4 separate regions of the Homo sapiens genome follow, and all the other regions are linked to region 1. Evidence: chromatin loops called from intact Hi-C (ENCODE). Cell type or tissue: heart left ventricle. All regions are shown on one strand. Region 1 has its middle 28 kb from the start of SLC12A7. Region 2 overlaps LINC02982 (long intergenic non-protein coding RNA 2982). Region 3 overlaps SLC12A7 (solute carrier family 12 member 7). Region 4 overlaps SLC12A7 (solute carrier family 12 member 7).

Region 1 (5,000 bases):
CCCTCCTCTTCTCAGAAGTGGTCACGCTGTGTCCAGAGTTGGTTCCTTCCAGTGGGTTCTTGGTTTATGCTGACTTCAAGAATGAAGTCCCAGATCTTTGCAGTGTTACAGCTCTTAAACGTGGCACGGACCCAAAGAGTGAGCAGCAGCAAGATTTATTGCAAAAGGGGAAAAGCGGAAAAAAACACAAACCTTCCACATCATTGAAATGAACCCCAGGGCACCACCCACTGCCGGCGGGGTGGGGCAGGGCAGGGCGGCTTTTATTCCCTTATTTGACCCCACCCACATCCTGCTGATTGGTCCATTTTACAGAACACTGATTGGTTCATTTTACAGAGTGCTGATTGCTCCATTTTTACAGAGTGCTGATTGGTGCATTTACAAACCTTTAGCTACACACAGAGCTGCTCATTGGTGTGTTTACAATCCTTTAGCTAGACAGAAAAGTTCTACAAGTCCCCACCCTACCCAGAGGCCCAGCGGGCTTCACCTCTCAACCTCATAGGGCCTCCTCCTCTGTGTGCCTCTCTCCTCGTCTGTTTCTGATTTGCCAGTGGGCTTAGAGCCCGCTCACATAAACTGGGGCGACTTCAGCTGGAGATCTTTACCCCACATGCAAAGATTCTTTTCCAAATAAGGTCATATTCTCGGGTTCCAGGAATCAGGACATAGATGTAGCTCTTTGGAGGCCACCGTTTAGTTTACTACAAACCTTGAAACCAAAACAGGATCAAGGTCCAAACTTAGAAGGACTTGGGCTCCAGAGAGAGGCCCAGGAAGCTAAGCCCCACTGCCCGACACAGCCCTGTGTGCACAGTGGGAGCCCCAGGGTGTCTGTTCAACTGCAACACACAGCTTTCTACCAGGTCCTTAACACATGCTGGGTCCTAACATGTGCCCTGAGGTGAGCCGGGGATACTCGACTCCAGGGCACTGGCCAGAAGCCTTGGACCTGCACCCACCACCCAGGCCTCTGAAAGGAGAGCAAGCTGAAGTCTTGACTTTGAAACAGCTGCAGGGGTCGCCCCTCACCCAAGCTTGGGGTGGGGGGGGGGCTCTGGGCGGCAGCAGGTGCACTTTGGGAGCCTCCGATGGTCCCCACAGCTGGGCTCCCTCCTCATCCCCATGGGCGTAGCCCACCAGGTGGCTGCTGAGTCCTCATGGTCCGTAGGCAAGAGGAAGGGGGAAAGTGTGAGCCCTTGGCCTCCACGGCAGCCGGCTGGGATCCTGGCGGGGGACCCTCGCTGGTAACAGCATCTCCCCAGGACGTGCGGCCCCAGTGCCTGCACCCAAGCCCAGCCCTGGTGGGGAGCAGCCCCTGGAAGGCAGGAACCACTCCAGGCAAATGCAGCTGGTGCTCAGCTACATCCTCACGAGGGCCCTGGGCCCCAAACCAAGAGGCGGCTCAGCCTGACAGATGCGGTTCTGGGAGCTGGGGCGGTTGACACTGCCTGGGCCTTGCCGGCTTGGCCTTCTCTGAGGGGTGGTGTCCACACAGCAGCAATGGTGCCACATGCCGGAACCTGGAACCGAGGTTGCCTCGAGAACTGTTTGGGCAGTGGCCCTAGCGGGTGTGGGTGCCGGGAAACAGGAGGCAGAGTGGCCCCCATGTTCCTCTGTAGGCGTCCGCACAGCCTGCCTTCCCCGAGTGCACACGGCGAGCTTGCTTGACCCTGGGGTGGCCACGGCCCACTTTTGTGACCCACGTCCCTCCTCCCGGCAGGCCCCGTGTCTTTGGGGAAGGTGAGTAATTCTGAATCTGGTTCCCGAGCCCCACTTCCCAGTCTAGGGCCACTACGTCCCCACGGTTCTGGGACACTTGCTGAGACAAAGGCAGATTTTGTGAGTCAAAAGGGACTTTCCACATCTCCAAACGGCGTTTCCGGATGCATGGGCCTCAGGGCTCTGATCCCAAGAAGTGCCAAGAAGACCTCTGTGGTCACAGATGCGGACCAGGCCGGGACATGCTGGAAGGTGTCAGGACACGCCCGGCCTGCACCTCTGTCTCCCAGAGCATCCCAGGTCTCAGGGCATCAAACGCTCCGAGGTCGGTGACCAGGCACCACCGCCTTGGCCTCAACCAGCACCCCAGAGGCGCCGTCCTGCCCTCAGAAGGCCCCCCAGAAACGCTGTTTCCCATCGCTGGCTGGCTGTCTCGTACCAGCCGCTGCAGCCCCGGCCCACCTGCATGCAGGGAGCAGGGCCCCATGGGAACCCAGGCAGATCCCCCTCCTGAGAAAGGTGGCCCTGCCCCAGCCAGCACATCCCAGGCGATGAGGCATGTGATCCCCATGGCCCCTCGGGTGAATCCTGACCGCCAATCTGCACACACAGCCACACCTGCGTCTCCATCTCCCTCGGTTCTGTTCCCCCCCACCGGGTCTGGAAGACACTGGTAAGCAGGGGAGGAGGAAACAGGTGCAGCTCCAGCGAGGCGGTGCTCCCTGCTGGTGAGTGGGTGCCCCCTGCTGGTGAGGGGGGGTGCTCCCTGCTGGCTTCCCCTCCCCACAGCTGTCCCTGGAGGGAGGCGTCATTCTGTAAACAGGGAGATGGGGTTCAGGACGGTGCCAGCATGCCCAGCAATCCCGGAGTTCCCCGTGCTCAGGAACTCGCACCGCTGGCTCCACGCTCTCTACTCCAGTGGGACAAGAAAGCTCTGCTCACCAGGCAACGAGAGGCGCAAGGGCGGAGCCCAGGGCCCCGGGGAGGGCTCAGGTGGCTGGCGGAGGGGGTGCAGGGAAGGGAGATTCACCCAGGAGGGCCATTGACAAGCACTGGCTGGGGAGGGATGTGGTCACTGCACCGGCATGACAGCTCGGAGTAGCTTCTAGGTGACCACGCCATGGGAGAATGTTCTGAGGGGAACCCCTTGGGAGGCTCAGCATGAGGCAGAGCCGTTGGGGGCTGCAGCCAAGGTGGGCAAGCTGGGCCTGGGCCAGTTCAGAGCAGCCAGGCTGAGGGGGAGGGTGGACACGGGACGTTTATACCAATACGCTCGGGCCGCTGTGGAAATGAGTGCAGCCAGGCTGTGCACACCACAGACACGTCTCGAAGCCTCGGGCCTGAAGTCCCAGGTCAGTGTGTGGCTGGGCTGCTCCCCTGAGCTGTAGGCGGGCACCGGTTCCGGCCTCTTCTTGGCTTGCAGGCCCCAGCTTCTCCCTGTGTCTCTGTATCGTCCCTGCTCTGTGAGTGTCTATTTCTGTGTCCAAATTCCCCCTTTTAATAAGGACACCCGTTATATTGAATTAGGATGCACCCCTGTGAGCTGTCACTTGATGACCTCTGCAAACAGCTCCCTCCCAATACCATCACATTCTCAAGTGCTAGGCAGTAGGACCCCCAGTCCTCTCCCAGTCCTAATGGAGAGATGTCACTGAGCCTGTAACTTGGCTGTCCCAGCCGTCCCTGCTGCCACGGGCACCACAGCCGCCATGGGCACCAGAGCCGCCACGGGCACCACAGCTGTCCCTGCCTCCCTCTCTGTGCTCTCCCCTGGCTTGTTTTCTGTATCTCCTGGGATGGAGGCTCCCTGGGGACTGTCTTCCCCACTGTGTCCTCAGCACCCAGACCTCACTGGGACAGCAGCCACTAAGCTTGTGTGGTCACTGAAGTTTATATTTAAGTTAAAATTTTTTTTAAAAAATGAAGAATCCAGGTCCTCAGCCACAGCAGCTACAGCTCAAGTGCCGATAGCCACATGTGGCCGGTGGCTGCTGCATAGGACAGCGTGGACAAGGAATAACTCCGTTGGTGCAGAGAGGCCACTGGACACTCAGGCAGAGACAAGAGGGTTCGCCGGGACAGATCAACAGATGAACAAATTCAGAACAAAATGCTTAGTGAGGGAGAAGTGAACTTTCATTTTGCCCAAGTCACCATTATCATGGGTGCTGCTGGCAGGATCAGACCTGGTCATGTGGAGTCTGAAGTGCTCCCAGCCACCAACTGTGGCTGTTGCTTAGAGATACCCCTCTTCCCTGCAGCCCTGCAGGACTTCCCGGGGCTTCCTGGCCTCCACCTTTGCTTCTGGTGCTAGAGGCGGGGCAGGTGGCGTCAGGGTGGCCACTCCCCTCCCCAGAGCTGCACTGGGCCGCAGTCAGTTCACCCGGCCACCCCTGGCAGCATCTCTGGGCCCCAGACAGGGCCCCTCCATACAGAGCCCAGACGCTCCACAGGGCAGGGGCAGCCCAGCCCTATAAGCCCTGGTGCCCCCATAATCAGGAGGAAGAAAACCTCCCCCGTCTCCTGTCCCCTCTCTCCCCTCTCCCCTCCCCCCTCGCCCCTCCCGTCTCCCCTCTCCCCTCTCTCCTCTCCCCTCTCCCCTCTTCCCTCTCCCCTCTCCCCTCCACCCTCTCCTGTCTCCCCTCTCCCTTCTCCCCTTTCCCCTCTCCCCTCCTCACTCTCTCATCTTCGCTGTCCCCTCCCCTCTCTGCCCTCCACTCCCCCCTCCCCTCCCCCTCCCCTTTCCCCTCCCCACTCCCCTCTCTCCCCTCTCCCCTCTCTTCCCTGTTCTCTGCTTCTCTGTGTGTGTCTCTCTCTCTGTCTCTCTTTCTGTCTCTGTCCATCTGTCTCTGTCTGTTTTTCTGTCTCTGTGTCTCTGTCTCTCGCTGTCTCTGTCTGGCTGTCTCTGTCTCCCTGTCTCTCTGTCTCTGTCTCTGTGTCTCTCTCTGTCCCCCTCCCCTCTTCCTGAGCCACTGCCCAGAACTCCAGGCAGGAGGTGCTCACGGCCCTCCCCACATCTTCCCCCTAGAATACCCGTGACCATCAGCTGCCCCCCCCATACACACCCCTCCCCTCCAATCCCAAACTCACTCAGAGCCCCTGTTCTTTGGGCAACGTGCTCAGAACTCAGGGGAGGTAAGGGGGAGTAGGTCAGCAGAAGAGGAAATGGACTTTCCTGGCCCATTCTCCATCCTGGGAGGGCACTGGGCCCTGGGCCCCAGGCCCCGGGCCCCGGTATTCATGGTAACGGGGGCTGAGAGGCGGCCAAAGAAGGC
Region 2 (5,000 bases), 150 kb before region 1:
TACACAAATCAGTAGCACCGCTATACACCAACAATGACCAAGCTGAGAATCAAATCAAGAACCCGAGCTCTTTTACAATAGCTGCAAAAAGTAAAATAAAATAACTAGAAATAACTTGACCAAGAGGTGAAATATCTCTACAAGGAGACCTAGCAAACACTGCTGAAAGAAATTGTATATGACACAAACCAACGGAAATACATCCCATGATCATGGATTGGAAGAATCAATATTGTGAAAGTGACCACACTACCCAAAGCAATCTACAGATTCAATGCAATTCCTATGAAGATACCAACATCGCTTTTCAAAGAATTGGGAAAACAATCCTAAATACCATGCTGTTTTGGTTACCATAGCCTTGTAAGATAATTTGAAGTCAGGTAATGTGATTCCTCCAGCTTTGTTCTTTTTGCTTAGGATTACTTTGGCTATTCAGGCATTTTTTTATTCTATGAATTTTAGGGAGGGAGGGGAAGGAGGGAAGGAGGAAGGGAAGGAAGGAAAGAAGGAAGGAAGGAAGAAAGGGAGGGAGGAAAGAAAGAGAGAGGGAGAGAAAGAAAAGAAAGAGAAAAGAAAAAGAAAGAGATGGAAGGATGGAAGGAAGGAAGGAAAGAAAGGCAGAAAGATAGGAAAGAAAAAAAGAAAGGAAGAGAGAAAGAGAGAAAGAAAGAGAGAAAGAGAGAAAGAAAGAAAGAGAAAGAAAGGGAAAGAAATCATTCCAGTCAAAAGCCCCGTGTTAGAGATCAGCCGGTGGTTTCTGCTTACCTGAACTATAACCATGTACACTGAGATGGACTTTGGTTTGCTTGAGTTGAAACCCAAGGCGCTGGGGTCATCTCATTCTAATGATCTCCCAATTATTTTAACCTGTGTGTGTGTTTACTATGTGCACACACACAAGCACAACTAAGAACTCAAATTCAGAATAAAGAAATTCTACAAATCAATAAAAGACAAAAACCCAATTTTTGAAAACGCAAAGACAGTATCCAAATTGCCAATAAGCATATACAACCGTGCTCAACTTCAACGATTGCGGGAGCAACGAGTATCAAAAACACAATAAAATACCAATATACACCCGACAAAATGGCTAAAATTTACAGCTGACAATTGCAAGTGGTGGCAAGGGTGTGGGGCAACTGGAACTCCCATAGACTGTTGGAGAGTGTGAGTTGGCACAGCCACTCTGAAAAGCTGTTAAGCCCTGTTTGATAAAGCTGAGCATGTGCATACTCTATAACCCAGCACTTCAAATCCAGTGTATGTTCCACATCTGTACAAGAATTCCATCTGCCACAAAGTACACATGAGGCTGTTTGTGACACCCTTACTCACAACAGGTAAAAACTACTGTGATTAACAGAACGGATAATAAACTGCGTTCACATAATGGAATACTATAAGGCCGCTTACATGAATGAAACAGTGCTGTGTTCAACAGCATGGGTGAGTTTCACACTTATATGAAGTTCAAGAAGAGCTGAAGGTAATCTGTGTGTTAGAAGAGGGGTTGTGGAGCCTTATGGGGTGGAGGTTTCTGGGGGCTGGGATTGTTCTATGTCCTGGTCTTGGAGGTCTCGATGCTGTAACAATTCACCATAATTTTCTTATTCATATTATACTTCAAAAAATTGCCTAAAAACAATAAAAGGGTTAGGAAACTAAATAAATCAAATTTAATTTAAAAATAAATTCCTGGCTGGGCGCAGTGGCTCACACCTGTAATCCCAGCACTTTGGGAGGCCAAGGTGGGTGGATCACGAGGTCAGGAGATTGCGACCATCCTGGCTAACATGGTGAAACCCGTCTCTACTAAAAATATAAAAAATCAGCCAGGTGCAGTGGCTCACACCTGTAATCCCAGCACTTTGGGAGGCCAAGGTAGGTGGATCATGAGGTCAGGAGTTCAAGACCAATCTGGCCAATGTGGTGAAATCCCGTCTCTACTAAAAAATACAAAAATTAGCCAGGCATGGTAGTGGGCACCTGTAATTCCACCTACTTGGGAGGCTGAGGCAGGAAGAATTGCTTGAACCTGGGAGGCAGAAGTTGCAATGAGCTGAGATCACGCCACTGTACTCCAGCTTAGGCAACACAGAGAGACTCCATCTCAGAAAAAAAAAAAAATACAAAAAATACAAAAAATTAGCCGGGCATGGTGGCAGATGCCTGTAATTCCAGCTACTTGGGAAGCTGAGGCAGGAGAATTGCTTGAACCAGGGAGGCGGAGGTTGCAGTGAGCTGAGATTGCACCACTGCACTCCAGCCTGGGTGACAGAGTGAGACTCCGTCTCAATAAATAAATAAATAAATTCCCACATTGATTCTTTTGCGGGAAAAAGCAATAAAATGTGTGACCAGGCAAACAGACTAATGGAATAAAAGAAAGTGCCAAAAAGGGCCCCCTTCAATGGGAACCCTGATATGACAGGACCATCATCTATGGAACCCCACTGTGATGAATGTGGGCCCCGCATCCCTGGAGAAGGGGTACCAGGACCAGCATGGGGGGTGAGAGCTTCCAAAAATGCCCGCCAACTGCCTTCCTTCTTCACCAGGCCAGGCGAGTGCTCAAAGCACTTTTCCTGCAGGAACCGAGACGCGAGCTCCTTTAACAGCCACCAGCGAGTCCCACATCACCCTCCCCCTCTACCCGACATCCCTTTTCATTCTCAGGGGAAGCACCCTGGCCCCTCTTTGGCCTGGGCCCCCTGGGATGGGCTGCCTGGCGCAGCTGCATCCTGTAGGAGTCAGTGGGCGGCTGGGGCTCCGTGTCTTCCTGGGACTTCTATTGAAGGCATTTTGAGGAGGTTGGAAGATAAGTGTCTAGTTAGGCATTAGAGAGAAGTCTCCCTTCACAGTGGCAAAGTTAGGCTGTGTGTCTTTTCCTGTCTTGGGAGTAGCCGCTCTTGCCCCAGCTGCGGATGCTGGGTGTGAGCAAGGCTTTCAGGCTGGCCATGGGCTCCTTCCAGGCTTGAGCTGTGTCCCCTGAAGCCAGGGGGAGCCATTGACCTGCGGCCTCCCAGAGCAGGGGCACGAGGTCTGTCGCTGGACTTTCCAAGTCGACTTCCTTCTTTTGTCCTGCCAATTTTCTAAAGAAGAAAGCTGCCTTTTCTCTGGAGGCTGGCAGGAGCCATCTGGGAGAATGAAATACAGCCTCTTCCTCTTTGTCTTTAACTTCCCTTCAAAGCTGAGCGAGAAAAAAAAGATGACTTGGTCTGGGGTCCTTGGTGGCATCAAGCCCCCAGCACCCCTCCTGTCAAAGCAAAGAATATTACCAAGGGTAAAAAAGCGACATTTCATAAAGAGGCAATTTATCAAGATGACATAGCAGTCCTAATTATTTGTGCCCGTAATTACAAAGCTTCAAAATACTTGAAACAAAATTGATAGAATTGCAAGGAGAAATTTTTAAAATCACAATTACAGTAAGAGATTTCAACATCACTCTCTCAATAATTGAAAAAAGAGCAAGCAGACAAAGCAGCAAGAAAGAACATTGTGTAGTCCCAGCTACTCGGGAGGCTGAGGCAAGAGAATGGCATGAACCCAGGAGGCGGAGCTTGCAGTGAGCCGAGATCGCGCCACTGCACTCCAGCCCGGGCAACAGAGCGAGACTCCGTCTCAAAAAAATAAAAAAAATAAAGAACATTGGACAACATCGATCAGCACGATCTGACTGATGCCTACAGAACCCTCCACCCAACCACAGAGGAACTCATGTTCTTCTTTTTTTGAGACGGAGTCTCGCTCTGTCGCCCAGGCTGGAGTGCAGTGGCACCATCTCGGCTCACTGCAAGCTCTGCCTCCTGGGTTCAAGTGATTCTCCTGCCTCAGCCTCCCAAGTAGCTGGGACTACAGGTGCCCGCCACCACATCCAACTAATTTTTTTTGTATTTTTTAGTAGAGACAGGGTTTCACAGTTTTAGCCAGGACGGTCTCGATCTCCTGACCTCATGATCCGTCCGCCTCAGCCTCCCAAAGTGCTGGGATTACAGGCGTGAGCCACCACGCCCGGCCAATTTTTAGGTTTATGAGTGGCTGTCCCTGGAGCTCAGCTATGCTTGGGAAGCTGAGCCTCCCAGTCACAGGGGGCAGGTGCAGACAGGCTTGTACCAGAGGAGGTCGGCTGTCACATCCTGTCCCCACCACTGCCCACAAGCTGTGGGGCCAGGCCTGGGGACTTAGCACACCTGGCCCACCAGCCATGGCCCACAGCCCATGGTGAGCTCAGGGAGGTGGGTGAGACAGATGGAGCTGGCCTGTGTGGCTTGGCCCTGGGAGGCCTCTGTTTCCTCCCTCAGTGCCACCCCCAACCCCAGGAGGGGTAGGGACCAGTGGGCAGACGCCGAGCCCCTGGGTGCTGGAGCAGAGGAGACTGGCGATGAGGACCTGCATGCCCATCACACCCTCTGATGATCAGAAAGAAACCAATGCAATCCCTTCCCCGGCTCTCAGCCCTTCCAGGACTTCTCACCAGTGCAGAATTCCACCGTACACCTCATCTCCATCCTGGCCCAGGGTTAGCCCTGAAGATCAGGGGGCCTGGCCCAGATACTTCCTGCTCCCCACAGTGATTTTATGGGACTGAGCCAAGAGGATGCCCTGGCAGGGGGCTTCTGGAACCTGGTGGCCTTCATCTGCACCGCCTCTCTCTGCAGGCTCCCAGGCAGCATCAGGGTCTGTCTGGCCCAAGGGGAGGTGGAGTGCCCAGGACCTTGGTACATGGGCAAGTAAGGACTGAGATGTGTGGACTGCAGACCAAGCCCATCTTCCAGGGAGAGCAAAGAGAGCGGCACTGTGCCCACCCGGGCGACCCCTCCTGCACAGGTCCCATCAGAAATGGCATGGCTCCACCCCCAGCCTCTGCGATAAAGAAATCGAGATGACCCTAAGTTGTGCAAGGTCAGGCATCCCTCAGTGGCACAGGAACAGAACCACGGGTCTGTCCTGTTGTGCTTTTTTTTTTTTTTTTTAAAATAAAAGTGGTGGTT
Region 3 (5,000 bases), 87 kb before region 1:
GTCGTGGGCTGTCGGGGGAACTCACTGTTCACTCTGCGCGCGTGTGCCCCTGGGTTTCAGTGCATTTGCCTGCGTGAGGCACTGATCGCACCTGTGGCTGTGGGCTGGGCCCTGTCAGTGCTTATGAAAAGAAGTGGCTGGTTTTCTAAAGGTGGATGGAGACTCGGACAGCTGCAAACACAGCCCGGCATGGCAGAGCCACAGCTGGGGGCCCCTTCCCGGAGCGTAGGCCCTGATGAACTGAACGTGTTCACCACACACCCGACAGATGATCCACCACGTTCTGGAAAAGCCGAGTTCCCTTTCCAGATGGCCCTGGCCCACGCCTCAGCTCATGAAATGTGGACCTGCCGAGCCCAGAGGCTCCCACACGAGGGTGACACGGGCATGGACAGAGTCCTCCAGCTTCAGTGCCTTGAGGTACAGAAACACAAAGACAGTCAAGGAACAGAGTGACTCGGAGGTGACCGGGGCCCTGAGCGGAGCCATGGCCAGGGCTGACGTTTCACCTTCATCATCAGGGACAGCTTCAGCTCCGGGTGCTCTTCCAAGAATGTTCTGGATGGGGTAGAAATGCAACCTAACCACTGGGTAAATCCAGCCAAGGAAAAGAACTTCCAGAAACCAAGGCAAGGGCTCACTGGCTTCTTGTGACCTGCGAGAAGATCTGGCCACGTCCAGGTCACTCCGGTAGCAGCGTCTGCCCTCAGATGCAAGGAAATCGTCCAGCCACGCCCTGATTTGCTGAGCCTGTTAAGGCTGAACAGGAGAGCCCTAGGTGACGGGCCTAGAAACTTCCGTAGGAAGCCCCATGGGCAGCTTGGGCGGCATCACTGGGGGACAGGTGTGTCTGCCGTCTGTTTCCCTGGGCCAAGCCCAGGCCCAGGCTGCCCACGCCGTCCTCCGTGCCTGTCCCAGAGTGCCGTGATGCTGTTGGGCATTAGGAGTAGATGGTGATCACCTCCCGGCCGCCACCCCTGACCAGGAGGACTCTGTTCAGCCCCTCGGTCAGGACTTCAAGAAACTCCATGTCTGTGGTCAACAGAGTTAAGGCCACAGCTGATCTTACCTGAGCGTGTGTAGCTGAAATCGTGATAGGAGTGAGGTTTATCCTCTCCTGGTTAGCTAAGATTTGGTTTGAGAAACCCAGAGCCAAGGTGAAAAGAGAGGTGGGGATTAGAGAGACCCCCCAGGCGGGGAGGAGCAGGGCAGGGGAGAGAGGGGCCAGTGCTCGGGAAAGAGAGGGAGCACCGTGGCCACAGGGAGGACGAGCAGAGACAGCGACACAGCCCACGGTGCTGACCCCACCCGACAGGGAACCCCAGCCACGGGACTGGGTCCTCACCAGCCTACAGGGGACCTGGGCCACGGATTCCGATCAGGACGCATGGAGGACATGCCCTCACTGGCCCCAGTTCTTGGTGCCAACCTGGCAGGGATGTGCCAGGCGTCACCCTGTCTGTGCCAATACGCCCAGATGCACTGCGGAGTTCTCCTTCCAAAGCACAAATTCCCAAAGCTGCGACCAATTGTGGCCTTAAAGCCGAGAGCTGGGCTCCTCACCTCCCACCGTTGTCGGCGCAGGGTGGGGCTGAGCCCCAGCGGAGGTCCCAGAATGCACAGCTGCTGTGGGGATGCATGACAGGGAGCCTCCCAGCCCCAGGGCAGCCCTGAGCACCTGGGGACAGTGGGGCTGGTACTGTAGGCGGGCCCTCCCTCCCCCACACCAATGCCAGGGCTGGCCCCAACTCTGGCCCGGTCACCACTGGGCTCAGAGCCCCACTGCATCCCGGTCGTAGCTCCCAGAGCCTGGGGCTGAAGGAGAGGCGGGAAGCCAGCCTCACTCCCAGCACCCACAAACCCAGGTCTTAGCGAGAAGCCACCAGGGGGTGCCCGCACGCTCAGCAGGCACACTGCAAGAAAGGATACAGTTCTCGTCTCCCTGCCGGTTTTTGGGAGGACCTGGCATGTTGAGCAGGACCAGCTGCGCATCCTGGGACTTGTTGAGGACGACGCCATTGAGCTTCACAGCCGTGTGCATCCGCCTGACGTTGGACTGGTCCCTGCAGGGGAGGTGGGCACGGTCAGCGGGCGGCGGGTGCACCCCACGCTCCGGACACGAGGCTGAGCTGAGCCCTGATGAGCTGCATTCACACGTGTTGGAAAGGGCTGTGTGAGTCAGGATCAGGCGGATTCTCTGACCCTGAAGGATGCAGAAGTGGCGGCTCCGAGCGAAAGGCGCTGACTGCAGCCAGGGCGGGCGTTCAGCAGCGGGATGCTTTGGCCTCCAGGGACCTAGAACTCAGCCCACTAAGGCTGCCAAGCTTCTAAGGGCTACAGTCACACAACACAAACCGCAAGCGCTTTCCTAACTACATCTACATCTGCAAAGCAGGCAGAACAGTGGAAGCCGTCTGGGTGGCCCATGTGCCTGACGCCTTCAAGGCTGACACGCTTCTCTTGACATCTACATCATCGCCCCTAAACCCCACGTCAGACACTGCCAAACACAGACCCGTCAGGCTGGGCACACATGGCCTCCTCTCCGAGGGTCCTGATACAACTGGGTCCAAGGGGCCGGAAGCTCAGGAAGGAAAGGCCCAGAGTCCCCCACACCGGCCTGTGCAGCCGTTGCTGCTGAAGCTCCCAGGCCTGACAAGGACAGGGTATGCCGAGGACTCAGCTGGAGGCACAGGCCCTCAGTGGCCACTACTGGGTCCCCTCCTACGGCCCACCCTGCCCCTGTCTGGCCAAGGGCTAAAGGACAAGCACTTCCACCGTGTGGCCGTCCAGCCCCCGCCTTCCGTCCTCACAACGCAGCTCTGCTCCACGACCCTCCCTGTCTGCTCTCTGAAGCTGCTGTGGCCGGTCCATGTCTCAAAGCGTCCCTGGCGGCCTGGGCCCGGCCACAGCCCCACAGGAGGCTCCCCAACCAAGTAGGTTTGGGGACACTGCAGAATCATGCTGTGAGGTGCTCAGGCCCTTGCGGGACAGAGCTTATCTCCCTCCTCTACCCCACGGTCCCCTCCTAGGCAGGCCCCTAAACTGCAGCAGAACTGGCGTTCCAGGAGGCCACCTGGGGAAACGCTGGGCGGAGGGGAGCACTTGCGTTTCTGTGTTGGAAAAACCCGGCCCGTGTGTGGACTTGAAAGTCGGAGCGGGTCTCAGGCCAGCTGCAGCCGTGCGGTCGTGACTGTGGCCCCCTGGGGGAGGTCACCAGCGCCCTGGACGCAGAGGGGCGGCGGCGGACAGACAGAGGCCGCCCATGCAGGGTCATGGAGAGGCCCCACGGACGCTATCCAGGCTCACGCCCTTTGATCCGCTTGACGCTTAAGCCACATAAACGTGATCATAACCACCAATTTCCAGGAGGAACACAGGGAGAGACCTTCTATCTTCTCTCCAGCCTGGTCTAATTACAGATGGGGTCTCTGTCCACAGCACAGTCAAGGGGCTTTCGTGCCAGGAACTTGGAACTTTGAATTCGACTTCTGGATAGACCACAATTACCAGTGTGTTTGGGGACAAAGAGCAGCTCCAGGAAGTGAAAGCAGGCCAGGAGCACAGGGGGGTCGGAGTGGGCAGCGTGTCCACAGCCAGTGAGTGCTGGGGTGAGGCGGAGACCTGGCCCTTGGCTACTGGTGGAGTATGCCGGCCGCCACAGCAAGGAGGACCAGTGCAGACACAGGCACAGACACGCACACTAATGTGTATACGCACACACACATACATGCAGACACACTGATGTGTACACACACAGGCATAGTCACACTAATACACAAGTGCATACACTATCATGTACAAACAGGCATGCAGTCACAATGTGCAAATGCGTGCAGACACACTAACATGTAAGACATGCATAGTATGTGCACACAGACATGCACACTAACGTACGTGGACGTGCACACAGGCAGGTACACGTCCACCGGCAGGTGCGCTGACAGGTACATGCGAGCACGCACACAAACAGACATCCGTTAAGTGTGCTCCCGGGGACGTCACAGTAAGCCACGCACATCTCACGCCCGCACTGCCCAGAAGAGGTCAGGGCCGACCTCCAGATCTTCGGAGGGCTTCTCCCAGCCCAACCCCGAGAAACTGCTGGGCCAAGAGAGTCAATGCCATCCCAGACGCACGCCACACATGAATACAAAGCCCACGCGTTGTCCATTCTGGCCCACCTTCTCCTGACCCTACAGGCCTGTGGGGACCTGCCCCCGCCCCGACCAAGGGGAGGCAAGCCCCGGCGCTGGGAGGAGGCACAGGTGCCACTGAGGGTCCCCGAGTGTGTGTGCCTGTGCATGTGTGTGTCAAACCCTACTCCTGGGTCTACGTCGTTCTTCGGCTTTAATTAACACGCTATTCTGAAGGCACTTTCAGATTTACAGAACGGAGCAGGAAGTACAGGGATTCCCTGCACGCCTCGCACATAGCTGCACAGTTTCTTGAGTCTGATTAATTCAGGTTTCGGGGTTAAAGATAAAAAGGGAAGGGAAGTGTGGCCACTCAGCCAAGGCGTTCCTCACTCAGGCACCAGGCACTGCCTGCCCACAAGGAAAACATGGCCCAGGCGGTTACTGGCGGGGGCAGGCAGGGGACAGAGACGGCATCGAGGACTCCCAGGGAGCACCCTGGGGGTCCGTCCAGGGTACACCCTCCCACCTGCCCCGGAGCTCAGACGCAGGTAGCTCCTGCCGAGGGTCCGACCACACAGAGAACTGATCTGCACCCCTCTCCGCCTGGAGGCTGGACAGCTTTAACATGGAAGGCATTCCAGGTGGGAACGCGACTCAGCTAGCGCCTGACCCAGAAGGACGTGGATGGACTCACTGACGGGCCCTGCGAGGCGCACGCCTCCCCTCCACTCCGGAGCGGCTCGGACACCTCCCAGGTCTCAGTTCCTGGGCCTCACTTAGGAAGAGGCTTCAGGCGTGTGCTGGAGCCACCGTGAACAGAGGGGAGCGAAGGCAACAGGAAACTGACGTGGGAGCCGCAGC
Region 4 (5,000 bases), 72 kb before region 1:
CAGGATGGACCAGACCCCACATTTCACTGGCTTCTGGTTTGGATGCTTAGAGGATGAGATTTGGGAGCTCCGAGCAATGAGATTTACATGAGAGTTGGGACTCAGAGCTGGTCTGTGCAGGCCTGAGACTTCAGGAGACACTGAGATGGGGTGAACATACTGTACATGTGTGGCAGATATGAATTTTAGGGCCGAGAGCTCAATTGCAGTGGGTTGAATAGTGCCCCCAAAAAAGAGGATACCCGCATCCCAGCCCCAGGAACCTGAGAATGCAACCTTATTTGGAAAACCTGTCTTTATGGATGTATTGAAGAACCCTGTAATTAGGTTATGATGTTGAGAGAGCATCCTGGGTCAGAGGTGGGCCCTGAAGCCACTGACAAGTGACCTTACAGGATGAAGGCAGGAAGAGCTCTCAGACTGGGAGGAAGAGACTGCGTGGAGGCACAGGCGCCCAGGGTCGCCCGGGGGCCCAGGAGCTGGAGGAGGCAGGAGGATCCTCCCGGGAGACTCTGGAGGCAGCGTGGCCTGCGGTCTCCTTCATCTCAGACTCCTGGGCTCCAGAACTAGGAGAGAACAGACGCCCTTTGCTGTGAGCCGTGTGGTCTGTGTCCCATCACAGCAGCCCCGGGCCACTCAGGGATCAGAGCCACCACCTGCCTCCTTTGCCGAGATTCCAGCAGCCCCTACGTCAGCCTGACTGGTATCCTCACCCCCTACCCTGGCTCACACCTAGAGCTCCACCAGCCCTTCACACACAAAACAACATCCAATGTTCTCCCACGGCCCCACTCCTCCTCAGGCACCCCTCGTCCTTACCCTGCTCTCCAGACACCTCCACCTTCTGCCCAGCTGCCCGGGCGCAAGACGGGACAGGGTGCAGGGCCAGCAGATATGCTCCTCTTTGAGACTTTTGTTTAGGTCAGGAAAGGCCTGAACACGTTACCCCCAAGGGGCACCAGCCAGCAAGCGGAGGCAGGGGCCCCAGAGAGGCAGAGACCGGCTGGAGGCGGACGCTGCGGGGTGGACACAGCCGTCTCTGGGCAGGAAGGCACAGGGAAGCACCCGCATCGGGCGTCATGTGGGAAGAAGGCAGGAAGTGTGGCTATTTCAGCAAAGGCCACACAGCAGCCCCTTTATGCGGCTGCTTCTCATCCCCACGAGACCCCTCTGCAGGGCAATTCAGGTTCTCTGTTCTTGTGCCCCGATCTGGCCGGAGAACGGAGCCCAGGGAAACGGCTGTTCAGGATCAGCCAAGTTTGGATGCAGCCACTGGAGGGGCCCTGAGGGCCTCCAAGTGCTGGAGCCACGTCACGGGGCCACTTCCTACATGACTGGCTGCTGTGCTCACCCCCACGTGCTGGCTCCGAGGAGTCGGAGCTGGGGATCTCAACTCTCTTCTGGCCTCACTGTTGGGAAAACCACCTTGCAGGACTGCAGGGTTTCAGGAGGACGCGGCACTGCCCTGGCCTGGCAGGAACTCAACACTGTGTGGGGAGACCCTGTTATCACAAGTCAGCACCGTGTCGGGGACCCTGTTATCACAAGTCAGCACCGTGTCGGGGACCCTGTTATCACAAGTCAGCACCGTGTCGGGGACCCTGTTATCACAAGTCCCCGCACCTGCCCGGCGCAGCAGTCGCAGAGGCCTCCGTGCAGACAGACCTCAACCCGGAGGACAACTTTACGAGCGGGGAGCAAGAACACCAGGGCCTTAGGACCCCTTTTATGCCAATCAGTGCCACACAGAACAGAGCACAAGGGCGCGCATGAGCCTCCCTGGCGACTGCATGAGTCACGAAGCTGCACGCTTCTTAGAGAAATGTCCATGCTTTACAGCCTTGCCCAGACAGGCTGCCGTGGCTCACACCTGTAATCCCAGCACTTTGGGAGGCCGAAGCAGACGAATCACTTGAGCTCAGGAGTTCGAGACCAGACTGGCCAATGTGGCGAAACCCCGTCTCTACTAAAAATACAAAAATGAGCCGGGCGTGGTGGTGGGCACCTGTAATCCCAGCTACTGGGAGGCTGAGGCAGGAGAACTGCTTCAACTCGGGAGGTGGAGGTTGCAGTGAGCTGAGACGGCGCCACTGCACTGCAGCCTGGGCAACAGAGGGAGACTCTGTCTCAAAAAATAAATAAAAATTAAAAAACAAATAAATAAAAAAGATTTGCCCAGATTTCTCTAATTTCACACTAACATAGCCACGATGGAGGAGAATACGGCTCCCCAGGGCAGTGCAGCCCCAAAGGCAGCCAAGGGAAGGCGGGGCCTGCGGCTGGCTCCAGCCCTCGCAACCAATGCAGCTAAGTCACAGCCAAAGGCTCGCTGAGAGCAGCGGGGGCAGGGTGCGCTCGTCCTCCCGTCCGCAAGAGCGGGCTCCTGTCTGAGGCTGCCCCAGACCCCCCAGCCGAAGGGCTGTCGGACGGAGAGGATCTGCCTGTGAGCTCCGTTAACGTGAGAGTATAAGTGAGCGCAGCTCTTCCCATGGCCGTGAAGACTGTGGCAGAGCGTGGCAGGGGGTCCCGTCATCCCCCAGTCACTGCAATCCCTGCCCTGTCCCTCGTGCGCACAGACGCGCCCTCACACACCTCCAGGGAGGCCAGGCAGTGCCAGGATTCTTAGAATCCACGCCAGCAGGGCAGTTCCAACTCCGGGATTCCTCCTAAGAGCATTCCAGCATGGGATAAGGAACACGGAAAGGGACATATGGGGACCAGGACCGTGAACATCCCCCCGAAAACCACGATACCTAAATCCACGGGTTCACAGTCAATAGCAGCTAACGCCTGAACCCGTGGTGAGCCATGACGCCGCCGTCAGGGAAAGGGAAGGCCCAGAGCATCTCCTGTCTTCCCTGGGAAGGCGAACCTGTGCAACAGCCTGAGAAGGTGGCCATCCACGTGGCCAACGTGGCGGGAGCGGCGGGGGCCATTTTTTACCTCCATGGGATCCTGGCCCTAGGCCACACCACCTGAGGCTGCTACCATCCACGTGCCCACAGCCCTCTTGAGCAGGGTTCCCACCCCTAGGCTGACCGGCCCAGACCTGGACGGGCCTCAGTGCGGCTGTGGTTGTGCAGAGAAACGGACCGGGGAGGCGGTGGGGGGCGGCTGCAGATGCCTGGACACACCCACAAGGTCCCAGTGGGGGCCTGGCAGCAGGGAGCTGGCTCCCAACCCACAGCAAGGACAGAGGGGGCACCCGCATGGGAGGGACCTCGGACACACACCACTGCAACAGGCACGTGGTATAGGCCCCACAGACTCCCACACACATGAGGGGGAAGGAGGAGGCTCGAGGCGCCCACGGCAGCCAGCCCTGCCTGGGAATGAGGTGCCCTTGGCATGAAAATCACGCAGGTGGGCACTCAAAAGCTCCCTGCTTTAGCAAGAAATACAGAAGTAACTCCAGGTGACGTGACGTGACGTGACGTGATGGGACCCCACAGGCTTTCATCGTGTCATCATTCCGTTTCTGGATAGTGTGAAGCTTCCCATAAGAAGTTTGAAAATCAGAGAAATGAAGACACAAAGTCTCAGACCCCGATGTCCTGGGGCAGCCGACTGCAGCAGCAGGGCTCAGAGCTGGCACCAGCATGCTACACGCCCGGGGCACTCACCCGTCCCTCCCCACAAAGCTCTGAGTGGGCAGAAATTCAGCAGCACACGGCATCACACTTAACGCAGCCCCCAGTGAGCCCCCAGCACACGGGCATCACACTTATGCAGCCCCCAGTGAGCCCCCAGTGAGCCCCCAGCACACGGGCATCACACTTATGCAGCCCCCAGTGAGCCCCCAGCACACGGGCATCACACTTATGCAGCCCCCAGTGAGCCCCCAGCACACGGGCATCACACTTATGCAGCCCCCAGTGAGCCCCCAGTGAGCCCCCAGCACACGGGCATCACACTTATGCAGCCCCCAGTGAGCCCCCAGCACACGGGCATCACACTTATGCAGCCCCCAGTGAGCCCCCAGCACACGGCATCACACTTATGCAGCCCCAGTGAGCCCCCAGCACACGGGCATCACACTTATGCAGCCCCCAGTGAGCCCCCAGCACACGGCATCACACTTATGCAGCCCCAGTGAGCCCCCAGCACACGGGCATCACACTTATGCAGCCCCAGTGAGCCCCCAGCACACGGGCATCACACTTATGCAGCCCCAGTGAGCCCCCAGCACACGGGCATCACACTTATGCAGCCCCCAGTGAGCCCCCAGTGAGCCCCCAGCACACGGCATCACACTTATGCAGCCCCCAGTGAGCCCCCAGCACACGGGCATCACACTTATGCAGCCCCCAGTGAGCCCCCAGCACACGGGCATCACACTTATGCAGCCCCAGTGAGCCCCCAGCACACGGCATCACACTTATGCAGCCCCAGTGAGCCCCCAGCACACGGCATCACACTTATGCAGCCCCCAGTGAGCCCCCAGCACACGGGCATCACACTTATGCAGCCCCCAGTGAGCCCCCAGTGAGCCCCCAGCACACGGCATCACACTTATGCAGCCCCCAGTGAGCCCCCAGCACACGGTATCACACTTATGCAGCCCCCAGTGAGCCCCCAGCACACGGGCATCACACTTATGCAGCCCCCAGTGAGCCCCCAGCACACGGGTATCACACTTATGCAGCCCCCAGTGAGCCCCCAGCACACGGGTATCACACTTATGCAGCCCCCAGTGAGCCCCCAGCACACGGGCATCACACTTATGCAGCCCCAGTGAGCCCCCAGCACACGGGCATCACACTTATGCAGCCCCAGTGAGCCCCCAGCACACGGCATCACACTTATGCAGCCCCAGTGAGCCCCCAGCACACGGCATCACACTTATGCAGCCCCCAGTGAGCCCCCAGCACACGGGCATCACACTTATGCAGCCCCAGTGAGCCCCCAGCACACGGCATCACACTTATGCAGCCCCCAGTGAGCCCCCAGCACACGGTATCACACTTATGCAGCCCCCAGTGAGCCCCCAGTGAGCCCCC

Evidence for each region. Peaks named below come from ENCODE experiments on the same cell type or tissue, not always from the same donor. Only the 100,000 strongest peaks of a DNase experiment are listed, where the experiment ranks them.
Region 2: it touches region 1 in a loop (5-fold over the local background); 51 of 110 quality-filtered maps call a loop at or near these places.
Region 3: a loop joins it to region 1, with 2.2 times the contacts of the local background. A loop is called at or near these places in 21 of 110 quality-filtered maps.
Region 4: it touches region 1 in a loop (2.3-fold over the local background); 21 of 110 quality-filtered maps call a loop at or near these places.

The regions. Positions count from the first base shown.
Region 1 is chr5:1,138,020-1,143,019 of GRCh38, forward strand. It overlaps a transcript of SLC12A7 not described here. Among named protein-coding and RNA genes, the nearest start is that of SLC12A7, 28 kb to the left of the region's middle. RefSeq lists an enhancer at 2,475-3,318. In heart left ventricle, CTCF peaks have their summits at 2,468 (motif pointing left) and 2,675; a DNase peak (open chromatin) is centred at 2,462.
Region 2 is chr5:987,362-992,361 of GRCh38, forward strand. It overlaps LINC02982 (long intergenic non-protein coding RNA 2982), which reads right to left. Exons shown (of 2, transcript NR_104615.1): 2 at 1-3,196. Among named protein-coding and RNA genes, the nearest start is that of LINC02982, 7.5 kb to the right of the region's middle. RefSeq lists an enhancer at 3,770-4,484. In heart left ventricle, a CTCF peak has its summit at 3,002; DNase peaks (open chromatin) are centred at 2,730 and 3,000; H3K27ac peaks cover 917 bases.
Region 3 is chr5:1,051,420-1,056,419 of GRCh38, forward strand. SLC12A7 (solute carrier family 12 member 7) reads right to left here. Exons shown (of 24, transcript NM_006598.3): 23 at 1,930-2,063; 24 at 1-1,032. The coding sequence ends at 941. Among named protein-coding and RNA genes, the nearest start is that of MIR4635, 9.1 kb to the right of the region's middle. In heart left ventricle, a CTCF peak has its summit at 1,887 (motif pointing right); DNase peaks (open chromatin) are centred at 1,412, 1,882, 2,022, 4,652 and 4 weaker places; H3K27ac peaks cover 1,921 bases.
Region 4 is chr5:1,066,305-1,071,304 of GRCh38, forward strand. All of the region lies in intron 17 of SLC12A7 (solute carrier family 12 member 7), which reads right to left. Among named protein-coding and RNA genes, the nearest start is that of MIR4635, 5.8 kb to the left of the region's middle. RefSeq lists enhancers at 1,186-1,685, 2,408-2,907. In heart left ventricle, no CTCF peak of the experiment used is centred here; DNase peaks (open chromatin) are centred at 1,537, 2,297 and 3,247.